3 separate regions of the Homo sapiens genome follow, and all the other regions are linked to region 2. Evidence: chromatin contacts called from ENCODE Hi-C or POLR2A ChIA-PET data. All regions are on one chromosome and are shown on one strand. The core of a region is the stretch at or near the end of the contact, and the rest is flanking DNA. Distances in the headings are between cores, read along the strand shown. Region 1 overlaps RERE (arginine-glutamic acid dipeptide repeats). Region 2 overlaps RERE (arginine-glutamic acid dipeptide repeats). Region 3 overlaps RERE (arginine-glutamic acid dipeptide repeats).

Evidence for each region. A loop is a pair of places that touch in the nucleus more often than their neighbours do. ChIA-PET counts read pairs that join two places held with the same protein, here RNA polymerase II (POLR2A). Pooled maps may share reads with other maps.
Region 1: a map of naive thymus-derived CD4-positive, alpha-beta T cell shows a loop between it and region 2 (3-fold over the local background). The contact joins two enhancer-like sites. A Hi-C loop is called at or near these places in 1 of 168 maps with a recorded cell type or tissue (naive thymus-derived CD4-positive, alpha-beta T cell) and 11 of 50 pooled maps. POLR2A ChIA-PET finds 5 or more read pairs at or near these places in 18 of 52 experiments (AG04450, B cell, CD8-positive, alpha-beta T cell and 13 more).
Region 3: a loop to region 2 is called in a map of heart right ventricle, with 2.6 times the contacts of the local background. The contact joins two enhancer-like sites. A Hi-C loop is called at or near these places in 2 of 168 maps with a recorded cell type or tissue (both heart right ventricle) and 4 of 50 pooled maps.

The regions. Positions count from the first base shown.
Region 1 is chr1:8,701,255-8,705,872 of GRCh38, reverse strand. All of the region lies in intron 1 of RERE (arginine-glutamic acid dipeptide repeats), which reads left to right. Among named protein-coding and RNA genes, the nearest start is that of RERE, 110 kb to the left of the region's middle. RefSeq lists silencers at 2,220-2,839, 4,555-4,618. Within about 2 kb of position 2,477, at least 32 of the 41 ENCODE cell types and tissues checked have a DNase peak (open chromatin) inside an H3K27ac peak, as active enhancers do; they include B cell and PC-9, where a contact is called at or near this core.
Region 2 is chr1:8,522,944-8,527,089 of GRCh38, reverse strand. The region is part of intron 7 of RERE (arginine-glutamic acid dipeptide repeats); the gene reads left to right. Among named protein-coding and RNA genes, the nearest start is that of SNORD128, 30 kb to the right of the region's middle. RefSeq lists an enhancer at 1,680-1,729 and a silencer at 1,546-1,840. Within about 2 kb of position 1,754, at least 38 of the 41 ENCODE cell types and tissues checked have a DNase peak (open chromatin) inside an H3K27ac peak, as active enhancers do; they include B cell, PC-9 and heart right ventricle, where a contact is called at or near this core.
Region 3 is chr1:8,348,486-8,352,555 of GRCh38, reverse strand. It overlaps RERE (arginine-glutamic acid dipeptide repeats), which reads left to right. Exons shown (of 23, transcript NM_001042681.2): 23 at 1-152. Among named protein-coding and RNA genes, the nearest start is that of SLC45A1, 32 kb to the right of the region's middle. RefSeq lists an enhancer at 1,873-2,693. Within about 2 kb of position 2,416, at least 10 of the 41 ENCODE cell types and tissues checked have a DNase peak (open chromatin) inside an H3K27ac peak, as active enhancers do; they include heart right ventricle, where a contact is called at or near this core.

The sequences.
Region 1 (4,618 bases), core at 1,228-3,727, 180 kb before region 2:
AGTGCTGGGATTATAGGCGTGAGCCACCGCATCCGGCCAATAGAAGATATTCTTATTTGCATAGATGTTACTTATTTGAGATAGGCTTCTTTGTGCCAAGAAATGTGCAGAGAATATATGGAGTGAGTAAAGCAGTGTTGTTGACCTCAGTTCATTTATTCATTCAACAGATTTGTGTACCTGACATAAATCTACATGATGAGCAAACATATAGAACCTTCTCTATAGAACTCTATGGAACTGTTTAGAAGGGGCTATGAGTGTTAAAAAAAATCACACCCATGACTTACAAACGGAGATCAATGCTGTGAAGGAGGAACACAGTTCTATGAGAACTTATAACAAAGGAACTTGACCTAGAATGGGATCTCAGGGGAAGCTTCTCTGAAAAAGTGATGTTTGACCTGAGATCTGAAGGAGGCTTTAAACGGTCTGTGAGTGGCTGTTTGGGGCTGCAAGGAGATTATTCCTGCTCTGGTGGGAAGAAGCCTGCTGGCCTGTGGTAGAAATCCCTATACCTGGGGGAAGTGGAAAAACTGGTGTAACTGCAAAGTGGGGGGCTGGGTGCAGGTTGGATTAGCAGCAGGTGCAAGATGAGCACAAAAGAATTTGAGTGGCATAAAATGCTGTCAAAGCATTTAGAATCCCTGAGAGACTAGGTACAGTATGAATTCAGAATAGAGCGGTTTGCTTCTTCTCACCAGCCTTTTCCAACTCACTATAAACTGGCACTTTTAAAATGGTCTGTAGAAAAGAAAAAAGAAATTCTTTTCAGCCTGTGCCATGTGTCTGGATATAGCTGGTTAGAAAATTGGAAGTGTGTCCAAGTACAGGAGTAGCTTTGTAGCAAGGCTTTAGGATCAATTTCATCTCTGACATATATGGAGTAATCTCATAGCCACTTGGATATGAAGCAGATTTTCAAGTCACAGGTCCCCCTCAGGATGGTTTCACTGAGGAATGGTGTTTAGTGGAGCTTATAGCAGAGCTAGATTTGCACTACAGACCATCTCTGATTTGTATTGATCACAGCCACCTTTCAGGGGGGCAAAGACATTATGCCTCATCAGCTCTTGCTCTCAGTACATGTGCTGTGTTAGGAGTTTGAGACAGATATTTCTATGTCCTGTAGAATAACTTGATTTGTCTTTAAAGAGAGACCAGCAGAGTTATCTTTAAATAGCAAACATGCATGTGCATGTCTGTTTGGCTGTCTGTGGCAACAAAGCAGGACCCCTGGGTTCTATTCAGCCTGGCCCCACCCCCATCTTGTTGAGAGACTATAGGCAAATCACTTTAATCTGTCTAAATTTCTCTGTTTATTGGAAAGAGAGTACCTGATAATGCAGCCACTTTATAGGGCCTTGGAAAGTCTAATTAACATTTATGAAGCTATTTGAGAGTTCCATGAAACTTGCCTGGAAGGGGAAAGGTGTAATAGTGAAGATACCAGAAGTAATCATTTAAATTTTCAGCTTGTACCTTTCTAATTTGGGTTGACACTGAGTGAACTTAATAGTTAGAATTTGTATTTTATAGGAATACATTTAAAAAATTCCTATACAATGTCTTTGGGAGGACAAAATGATCTTGGCTATCACCACTAGAGAATACATGCTTTAAATGTACTTTAATTTTAATAAAATTTAGCAAGTTGATATATATATTTTTTACCAGAATTAATTGTGGGTGGGTAAGAAATTAGTTTGAAATTAACAGTTGGTAATCTGTTAAGATTCACATAAAAATTGAATTAATGAGGGAGTTTGGAATCTGGTAGCTGGTAGGTTATATGTTTATTTAAAGCCACATGGTAAGGAATGTGCACTTATTTTGCTTCCTTATTAGATGAATTTCAATCATGCACAATTTAAGCTATGTCTTGTCTAACAGATGGATCTTTATTTACTTGTGGAAAAGGGATTGGTGAGATTTTTAAACAAATGGCTTGCAGAGAATTCTTAATGTGTAAGGAAAACTGGGGTCAGAAGTGTTCTTTGACACGAAACAATGCTGCTTTCTCCCGGTGCATCTTTGAAATAAATGTTTAGCTTGTCTGTGATTGTTGGTTGTTTCATCTGCATTTATTAGACGTCAGAGGTGGTTGGCATTAATATTCCTGGCAGAAGCAGAGGCAGCTCTAGGATGTGTGAAATGCTGATCACTCACAGGGATGCGCTGCCTCTTTAATATCTTGCTTGCAGATGCATTTTCTAGCTGACCACGCTATTAAGAGCTGCCATCAATCACGCAGGCTCCCAGTTCCGGCTGTCGGAGGGGAGGGAGGATTGGAGCGGGTGGAGGCTGGCCAAGCAACGAAGGAGATAAAATTGCAGCTGGCATTGTGTGTGCGCGCGCCCGCGGCGGCGGCCAGCAGGGGTGCGCGCGGAGCGGGCTGGGCTCCAGCCCGGGTTTTGCCGGCCGCCGCCGTCGCGGGGAGTCTGCTCTTTCTCTCCCGGCGTCTGGGTCACCGGCATGTGGCAGTGCTGGCCCGGCCTCCCGGGCTGAAGGAGTGCGAGCTGAGTGCCGCGGCCGTGGGCAGCAGGCTCGGGCCAGGGCGGCCGCCTCCCTAGCCGCGGGCGGGGCCCCGCGCGGCCACCGCCTCCCGGAGCCGCCAAGCCGCCGGGACCTGCGCCCGCGCCGCGGTGCCCTGCGGCCGCTCAGGCCTCCTTTTGTTTTAGCAAGTGCACTTCACTCCCCGGGCCCCCACCTGCCCGCCTGCGCCGCCCCTTTCCGCGGGTCCGGAGTTGGCGGGGCCCTGCGCCGGAGGAGGAGGACCAGGCCCGCGGGCTCAGCTCTCGCCGCCAGCGGGCCGCAGGCAAGTGGCCGGCGGCCTCGTGCGTCGAGGGGGACGCGAATCTCGGGCCAGAAAGTTGGACAAGTGCGGGCGGGGGGCTCGGGGTGGGTGCACGGAGTGTTCCAGCCGACCCTAGAAAGATGGAACTCGGGTGTTCCTAAGAATGATGATGGCTTTCCAGGAACGGGGAGTCAGTATTTGCCGTGTCCCATTGCATTTCTGTTGGGCTCACTAGTTTTTAAGTAGCCCCAAACTCTTGAAATCTCAGTTAATTAAATCGAACAGAAAACATTTTTTTGAGGGGGGAGAGAAAACACTATTTAAAAATACATGTATATGTATATATTTTTATTTTTTTCTTCTGAAAGGAAAGTGCTTTTGAAGCCGAGTATAATGCAGAAGTCGCTCTTTGATCAGAAACTTCATTGCTTTACTGTGGAATAAACAAGTTTAAAAATAAAATGAATTTGATGGACTTGATTTGAGGCTACTTAAGTGACAAATGAAATTTTCTTCTTGGACCGAACTACTGTTATTTTGCCAGAGTAGCTAAAATGCGGAGGTACTCTTGACGATTGTTTTACGTTTAAATTGTTAAAAGAATTTTTTAGTGTGGGATGCTGTCTTCCTTGTTTCTCCTCTCTTGTTTACTCAACTCTTGTTTTCTGAAACTGTAGGGAGACCTGCTTGACCACTTTTTGTTTGCTGAGAAGGAAACTCCTGTAATAGGTTACTTTGTTTTACTTGCAGCCCTTAAGCGTCCCTGGCGCACATGTGCCCCGCGCTCTGTGGGCATTGTTTGGCTGGAGGCCTCTCAGCCACACGGAAAATCTAAAAAATGGTCTGTGAATGAACACGGGTGTCTACAGAGAAATTCCATTTTCCCTTTGTGCCTCTGTGTTTTAAGATTGAGACACTGAGTAAAAGTTGAGAACAGATTTAACAAAGTCCTCACAATTCTGTGCCAAAATTACTGTTTTGAGTTCTGGCTTTTTTTTTTTTTTCCTCTTTCTGGAAACTCCAAATTTAAAGTAGACATGATTTGAAACCTTACAGATGGGAACAATATCCCATGTAAGCACGTTGATCTGTGGGCAATTATTTCCAGAAGCACAACCAACTCTACATTTTTATGCATGTGTTAGACTTGGGCTCTGAGAGGCAGTTGCCTTTCTGAATATTTACATTGCCTAGTAAATTACACAAGGCAGATTTTTAGATGCTTAACAGCAGCTTCACAATAGTGTGGGGGCAGCAGAGTTGAGCTTGTATTTTTTTTTTCTAACTCTGTAATTTAGTAGTGTTTAAACTATTTTATAAAGATCCCTGGGACCAGTGAAAGATGGTTTTTCAGTCCAGAGCAGTTGAGCGCTCATTGTACTCCGGCAGGCGCTGGCGCTTGGCAGGCTGCACTTGAAATGTTATTTGATCTGGTTGCATGATAGAATTGACCAAGATTACACTTTTTCCCTCCCCGTGGCTGATGAAAGCAATGCATCTGCGAGAAGTGTTCAATAACATATTTAAAGACTTAACCCACATTCATTCACTCTAAGATTTCCAGAAAAAGGCCGTTTAGATTTTTGTCTTGTTTTGTGGTTTTTGCATTTATGAATTGAGGCAAGAGCTGACGTAATGTAGCTGTACCACTTCCTTTGTGTGTGTGTTTTTATAGCGTATAGGATATGTTACAATCTACATGGTTGTGATTATTTTTGAAATGCCTGAGAGAGGGAGGGAGGGAGTGTGTGCGTGTGTGTGTGTGTGTGTGTGTGTGTGTGTGTGTGTATTCCCCTCACCCCCATCCCGGTGCCTTCAGCT
Region 2 (4,146 bases), core at 505-3,004:
CTGCATTCACTGTAGGAATCTTGAGGACACTGTGTGTTCTTTTCAACAGGCTTTAATTTCCTGACATTCCATTACATTTCTGGGAAACAGAATTGGCACTGCCCTTTCCTGCCCTATCTTGTCCTTTATAATTTTGGCGAGGTTCATGGTCTTCCATTTCTTTTTCTTTTTGTAACTGATTAATAATCTATAGAATCACCTCTTAGTTTGTAAGTGGAAACTAAGCCTGCACATCCAAAGCTAGGATTTCTTATATGGATCTGCCTTAGTATTTTGAATCAGGACCTCAAATGAGATTTTTGGATGTTCATGTGTTTGTGGCACGATGTTGAATCTTGAACCTTCCTGTCTTTCTAATTGTTAGAATTAGATTCTTCAAGCTAGACTTGATTGGGCTAGTATTACTTTAGGAAATGTTTTAATTTATTATTTGGGGAATGTTTTATTTATTATTTTTAGTTTCTTATCTAAGGAAGATTAAGCTGTTTGCAGAAAATACAGTTTTCTTTAGCTACCCTGCTCACAATACCATCTACACTGTGTCTGTACCTGTGTGACAAGGCCAAGCACTCCATAACTTTACCCGGATTGTTTGGTCTTTTTCAAAATGTTTAGAGTTTCAAAAAGAAATTTGTGAAGTTGCTTCTCTTAAGTAGCTACTACTATGTTTTTAAATGTGTTGCAGTATTTCTATTAGTTGATCTTGTGTGTAGTCATTCATATCTGTCTTTTGATTCTATTTCTTGGTGATCTTGCTTTTTAAAATCACCATTTACCTTAAAAAAAAAAAAAAAAAGACAAAACTTGCTGTTGTGCTGACAGAGCAGAGAGCATTTAACTGACGCTCCTCCGTGGCTTGGCTTGCTGAGTTCCTGACAGAGCAGGGCATTTAACTGAAGCCTCTCCATGGCTGGGCTTGCTCAGTTCCCTGCTGTTGGCTGTCTTGGATCCCCTTTCTAAGGCCCCACTTCCCTGCACACTAGCTTGGTGTGCAGGGAGAAGCTGCAGAGTCTGTTGGCTGGGCTTTATTTACGGAAACAGCAGGGTTGAGATTGATTGCGTCGTGGAGAGACAGTGTGTGGATGAGGGAGGGTCACAGCACATGCTCAGTCCTGTCAGAGTGAGGGGAAGTTTCTGCGTTCTGCGTGAAGGCTTAGGTCATAGCACAAGCTCAGTGAAAGCTCTATGAGGTCTCTGAGACTGCATGTGCCTCCATTTTGAGTTGTTAGTGTAGAAAAGGGCAGAGTTTTAGCAGAAAGTAAAGGTTCAGGAATCCAGCTAGACTCACCAGAGCCCGTGTTAGTCATGGATGATCCATTCAGCCCCTGCAGGTAGGCTATCTTCCCCTGGCCTCACCGAAACAGTGATGGGTTTTGCTGCTCTTTCTCACTTCTGAAGGTGTTTATGAATCATTTCATCATTCATAGTGCATGTTCCTGAGAGCCTTTAATTCAGCCCTAGCTGGCCATGTAGGTGGTATTGTGAAGCGTAAAATCAGAACTAAGAATGGGGACTACCGGAGAGGCATTCAGCAGATATAGAATGTGAAGCTTTGCGGGTCCCTCTGTCCCTGTCCTCTTCCCCTTACCTCTTCGGCTCGTAGTATAATCTTAACCTCAGTCGTGCTGGGTGTGTGTTGCCAAGCTTGTTTGCCTTCAAGACCTGCAGAGCAAGCCTGCAGGCCGCCCCCTTGCCTTGTGGCTAGTATGGAATGCCTGGGCCGCAGAGCAGCTCTGTTTGGATGTTTTAGGAAGGATGGTAGGTGGGCTTCTATTGGTTGCTTTGAAGGTGGGTGGAACCTTGTTTTGATTGAGAGCCTGTTTGCCAGAGCAAATTATAATTTTTGTGATCTTTTTCTGAAGTCTGACATATTCAGGGAACAGTTGTGAATTATGATTGCAACAATAACACCTTAAAATTGATTTTTTTAAAAATGAAAGGTTATGTCACATCAGTTTTTACTTAGTCTCTTGCCTTCAAAAGGAAGCAGACTCATCTTCCTTTTAGAGCTTATGGAAAATTCTTTGGCAATTAAAAAAAGTATGCATTGACTTTTGTGTTAGAAATTGAAGTTTAGGTATTTTGTTTATTTTTGTATCTGTTTTAGAATCGGATAGCATTTTTTGCATATGTGTATGTTGTCATGTGACTTGGAATTCTATTCTCTTAAATGGAGTAAAAAGAGTAGTTGGTGCTGAGAAGGCAGTCATTGACAAGGCCTCATTTCGTACCCACTGCTTGATAGCCAGACACTAGTTTCTTCTACCCAGGGGAAGTTGTGCTTTTGGGGTGTCCTGTTGCAGAGCAGGTTCAGACAGATGGCTTTCACTGTGGTTTATTTAGGGAGCCAGTCAGAATAAGATTTAGGACAAATTGAATTCTTACCCAAGTAGATATTAAATGAAGTTTTTGAATTATACTGTTTGCTCCTTTTTGTTTCCACTCCTTTTTCTTCTGATAAAGGTTAGAAAAAATTTGAATGCCACCTAAATTTTGTGCATTTGTGAGGATGGAAGAAAGCATACAATATAGAAGAATGTGCAACTGAAAAACCCTCATAGGAAGGAGAAGAAATTTACTATGCATTGATACAAGGAGAAATTCCTTGTGTAAGCTCTTAGTGGTGTAGTGTGAATTTGGAGTGTTGCATGGTCAACTCTTTCCAGGGAGGCCCTTGATTTTAGTGGAAAGTTTTTAGGAAGGCTAATGTTGGTGAATTCTAGTCACTGAAAATATTACTGAAGTATAATCTGTATTCTTACAGATTCAATTTTGGGATTGCAACTAAGGAGATGAATTGTAGAAGGATAATTTAGGGTGTGCGTTTATTATTTTTGTGATCAATTTTTTTACCCATGTGAGGGCTTTCTTCCCATTGTGACCATATTTATTTGGGCATTGCACTGGGGAGTTTTGGGGAGGTACCCCATACCATATAATGTTGCTTCTGGAACTCGCCTTATTTTACTCTGTTTAAAAGCACCATTGCTCTTCCTTCCTGCTTCTTTTAATAAAAGTATCCCTTCAATAGACGAGAGGAACTGGACACTGCACCACTTTCTGTCATGCACTTGTGGGATCTGGGCAGGACTCACATTTCATGCTCAAGGAACAAACTCATTGTTTGAGTCAGGAGAATATTGCCTTTCTGTTCTAGATCTTTACCTCTTCTGAAACTTTCTTTACAGTTAACAAATAAAAATGTGAACAGGAAGCTGTGCTCACAGCCGAATCAGCTCTGGATCAGGTTCCTGCCACTGGTGTGGCTGGCCTGTGTGGGCCTAGTACAAATCTGTATTTATGGAGCTTGGATGCCGCCATCTATTTGATGGTGAAGACTTGTGGTTGCTGACTGTGATCTGTGGATATTCTGTTGTTAAGAGTCGAATTTGTCTATGTTTCAAATCCAATAAAGTAACTCTAATGAGTGTGGTATGTATTTCTTCTATATTATCCTGTCTGGGAAAAATATTTTTTGGAATGCTAAAGGCTTGCTTCAGGGCTTCTGTGCTTGTCTGGTGGAGGAGGTGAGGGAACAGCACATGGGAAGTTACTCTGGTGGTTGATGAAGTCTTTGGTCTGTGTAGCTTGAACATGGAAAAGATGCTAGTTTGTTTCATTTTGGCTTATGGTTCTGCTTCTGTTGCACTTGAGAATATCAGGAAATGTTGGGAATGTAGCAAGTAGATGTTTCAAAAAATAGAGAAGTTCACAAAGTTAATATCTTATTAGTTGTTCTTATCATTGTAATAGAATCTCGAATTCGAATCTGAGGGAGCCTCACATTTAAAGCGTTCCTCTGTCAACATAAGTTTTGCAGTCTGTCTTTGGTTGAAAGCTAGAATGAACTTGATTGTGTTTAATTGACATGTCACTTTTTTTTCTTTTTCTTTTTGAGATAGGTTCTCACGCTGTCACCCAGGCTGGATGGAGTGCAGTGGTGTGATCTCAGCTCACTGCAGCCTTGACCTCCCTGGGGACCTCCCTAGGCTAAGGTGATTCTCCTGCCTCAGCCTCCCACATAGCTGGGACTACAGGTGGGCGCCACCACACCTGGCTAATTTTTTGTATTTTCTGTAGAGAAGGGATTTCACCTTGTTGCCCAGGTTGGTCTTAAACTTCTGGCCTCAAGCAATCCATGCTGCC
Region 3 (4,070 bases), core at 1,167-3,666, 180 kb after region 2:
AGCTAAATGTATATATGAGTAGTTTGCCATGAGATAACACAGTGTAAACAGTAGACACCCAGAAATCGTGACTTCTGTGTTCTCTCCATTTGAGTATTTTGTAATTTTTTTGAAATATTTGTGGACATAAATAAAACCAAGCTACACTACAACCCTTGGGTGTCTCCCGTGCACTGTCTCATTCCTGGAGAGTGGGCGGGGATCCTGGCTGTTACCCCAGGTGGGGAAGGGACAGAGGGAGAGTCGGCTGTTCCCTGCTGCTCGGGACCCTGTTTGCATCCCAGAGTGGCTTCCAGAAACATCCTCTGTCTGGGAAGAGGCTTTCCCTGGTGAGGGTGCTGTCTTTCTTTGGAGGCTCCCCAAGCAGCGGGATGGGCCCTAAGCAGGCACTGGCATTGGGACTAAGAGCATCTTCCCCCACCCCTTGCCATTCACCCCACACCTCTAATCCGTGGGCGTTACCAGCATGTATGGGCATGTGGCACCCTGCCTGCTCAGGAGACACATCGGAACCACCCCATCCTAGCGGCCTCCTGCCTGGCCCCCATCTGCCTCCCCGTGGCCTACCAGTGCCCCCACACCCCACCCCCAGCCACCCAGCTCTAGAGCTGCACTCCAGGTGGAGGATGCATCCCAGGCCTAAGGGGCTCTAACCCTCCAAAGGGGCTGCAGGCAGCCTGCAGGGTGTGGACATGGCCACAGGGGGGCAGGCGTTGGAATTGCGCTGTGGCTTCAGAACCTGTTGAGGGCATTTTCCTGGAGCCTCAGGATTGTCCCCGGAAATGTGTGTCCACCCTTTGTCATCTGGGATAGGGCCATCAGTTTCTAGGTGTTTGCAGACATGGGGCAAGAGCAGCCCAGAAAGCTGACTGTTGGTAAACTGTCCTCAAACCAGGCAGGGTCCGCCACGTGGTAAAGACTTGGGGAGCAGCAGGCACCAGGCACTGCCTCGCTCAGGACCTGAGAAAGCTTCGCCATGCAAAGACCCGAGTGGCGCACACGATGACGGCCCTTGAGGCGAACAGCAGGGGTCCTGCTCAGCAGCGTGGCTGACCAGGGCACAGGGATGGGCCCGCAGGCTGGCCACAGGAGCCCCAGGTGGCTCTCAGTCCAGGTCTTGGGTGAGAGGATGGCACTGGGGTGGCTGGGAGAGGCTGGAATCCAGGCGCTGTCTTGGTGGGTCTCCGGGACTGTGCCCCTTAGGAAGCTGCAGGGTTTAACAGGTACAGGTCTGTGAAGTGTAGATTTCAGTGTGGTTAAATGGTTGGATCCAAGCGTCTTGAGGAGATAGTAGGTTCATGCTACAACAAGGCCTCATCAGAGCTGGGCAGCTTCTCAGGCATGAACAGCTGTGGCCATTGTCACCACTCTGCCACGCACCCATGTGAGGAAGAGGGCCGGGAATGCTAACCAGACATCTGCTGGGTGGACGGGGCGGAGGGAAATGGTGCTGTCCTCCAGCAGCACCCCAAAGCCAGGCCCTCGCCTCTTGCTGCCCCAACGACGTCCCACGTGCCCTCTGCCCCTTTGTTCCTGGAAACGCATCCTCAGCTTGAGCATGGTGGCTCAGCAGCCCCGCTGGTTCCACTGCAGGTGGGCTAGGAAGATGGCACTTTGCAGGGCATGGTGTAAGTCCCAGGGCCTCAGCACAGTGTAGGTGTGCAGCTGGGTGTGTGGCTGCATTGTTGATAATTGTCCATGGTAAGTCTAGGGAGGGAGAGACCTCACTTAAGCCTCACCTGGGTAAGTCAAGATCACGCATCTGAAGGGCAAGGATGCACCGTGGAGAGATCAGCGGTGGCCTCCCACACACACACGAGATTGCAAGCTTCCAGGCCCTCAAAAATCAGCACTGGTGAGCTATACAATTGTGGATGTGATCAGCTGATGAGTGGTGGCGGGGGGCGGGGGGGGGGGGGGTCAGGGCCAGAGCCCTTCTGTGTGGAAGCTGAGATGTGGGGAGCCGTCATCTGAGCTAAGAGCCCTCACTAGCCCCAGCCTGACCACATGGTGAGACCCAGGGCAGTGTGACTGGGCACCAGCACAGACTTCAGTGACCACCATCAGCCTCACCTGACCAGCCCAGAAGGCTTGGGTACATATCTGAACTCAGAGCTTTGAAATCAGAACCAGCTACCCAGATACTGGGGATGAAGCTGCCAGGCCCCAAAACCAGTGGAAAAGTCTGTCCTGCACTGGACCCCTGGGGCCCTTCCTGCTGCCCAATGGAGACCGAGGAACAGCGGGGTCCTTGGCCTCCCTACCTCCTCCTAAGGAGGATCTGCCAGATGAGCCAGCCAAGGGATGCAGCCGCACATTTGGCCATCCGGTTGGACTGATACGGGCTGCAGGATAAAGCAAGCCCTTTCTGGTTCATAAGGTTCCCGGACCTCCCGTTAGAAGGCGGGGCCTGGCTGGAGCTGGCATCCATCGTGGATCCCCAGGGGGCCAGGAACAGCCTCCTGCTCAGCCCCTGATGAGCTCCAGCTGCAGATGCCTCACCCGGTCCTCTCGGAGGCGGCATTGTCGGCCTTTGACAGTCTCGGTATCTGAGGTCCTTTACCTGAATCCCCACTGGGTTCCTAGCTGCCCTGGAATCCTTGGCAACTCAAGTTCTGGGACCTGGTTCTCTGCTTCTCCAACTCAAGGTGGCTTCTCTAGTGGCTGTCTTTGTCAAGAGTGGTCATTGTTCCCTTTTGACACCTCAGGGACCCAGGCTGCAGAAGTCCCCCTGTATCTCCCACAGCCCAGTTCTGTGTATGCACAGGCACCCGGGCCCCTTCTTAATGAACCAAGTTTGTGGAAGGCACTTGCTCTGCAGATATTGGAGGGATGGATGGATGGGTGGATGGACCCTGCTGGATGGATGGATGGATGGATGGATGGATGGACGGACGGACGGATGGACGGACGGACGGGCCCTGCAGGGCAAGGTTCCTTGCTGCCAGTCCAGATGTGCTATTGGAAAGTGGGTGTGAAGGACCAGATAGAAGGACCTTTTGGGTTGACTTCGGAAGGCTTCCCAGGGACGCCTCTGCTGGGCACCTGGAGACCCTCCCTTCACATTCTCTTGACTGTGCCTGCCGTGTGGGCCCTGCAGTCCCTCTGACTCCAACCCTGGTTGACACCATCGTAGAAGTGGGGAATGGGGCTTGGGGGATCAGCTTCTGATGAACCCCTAGGGTTTGAGTATCCATTGGAGCAAATTAAAAACAGGCTTTTAGAGCACCTTTTAGTTGTCCCAGAGAGGATTCCTGAGGCCATTTCTTGCCTATCCCACTGTTTTCTGGGCATGTGACCACCCAGTCCCCCCCACCCCCCAATCCCCTTGGACCCTGCTGCTGGGCAGCCGTCGAACAGAGTCCATCCCCATCCTGGCCACCAGGTGGCAGTCGTTACAAGGCCCAGGTGCTTGCCCTGGGCCCGCGGCTGCCACAAGACCTGCAGCTCTGGTGTAGGGGCAAGTCAAGGCCCCCGGCGATGGTGGGGAAGGCTGGAGGGTTTGACAGCGAGCATTGTGTAAGAGATCCGACGTTTCCTCGAGGCAGGCGGCCGGACAGGCGGGTCAGAGATCAGGCAACTGGACAGGCCTCAGCAGAGCGGGTTGTGGAGATGGCTGGGAAGAGGGGGCTGAGTGTGGGCAGGTGAGGCTGATGGCTGTGGGCAGGCAGGGCGGGCACGGCTGTGAGAATGAGGGCAAAGGCCTTGTCTAGAGAACAGGAGGTTTCTTCTGTTCTCCGCTGCATCCCCCAAGGCTTGGGAGGTACCCGGTAGGAACTCAATGTTCCTTGTGTGGAAGAGAATCCCAGGATGGCATCAGCAGCGGATGACTTCCAAGAATCATGACTCCCATAACTAACCGCGCCCCCACTCCCCGACAAGCCCCCTGAGCAGCTGCTGGGGGTCCTTGTGTGCCACAAAAGTACCCACCCCCAGTTCCAGACACCTGCTCCTTCCCTCTACGGATGCCCTCCACCCGCTCCCCGCTGAGGATGATACGTCACGCCCCACGCACCCGAGTGGATTCTGCAGACACACTCTGAGCAGGTGCAGGGAGGGCCAGGACCTCC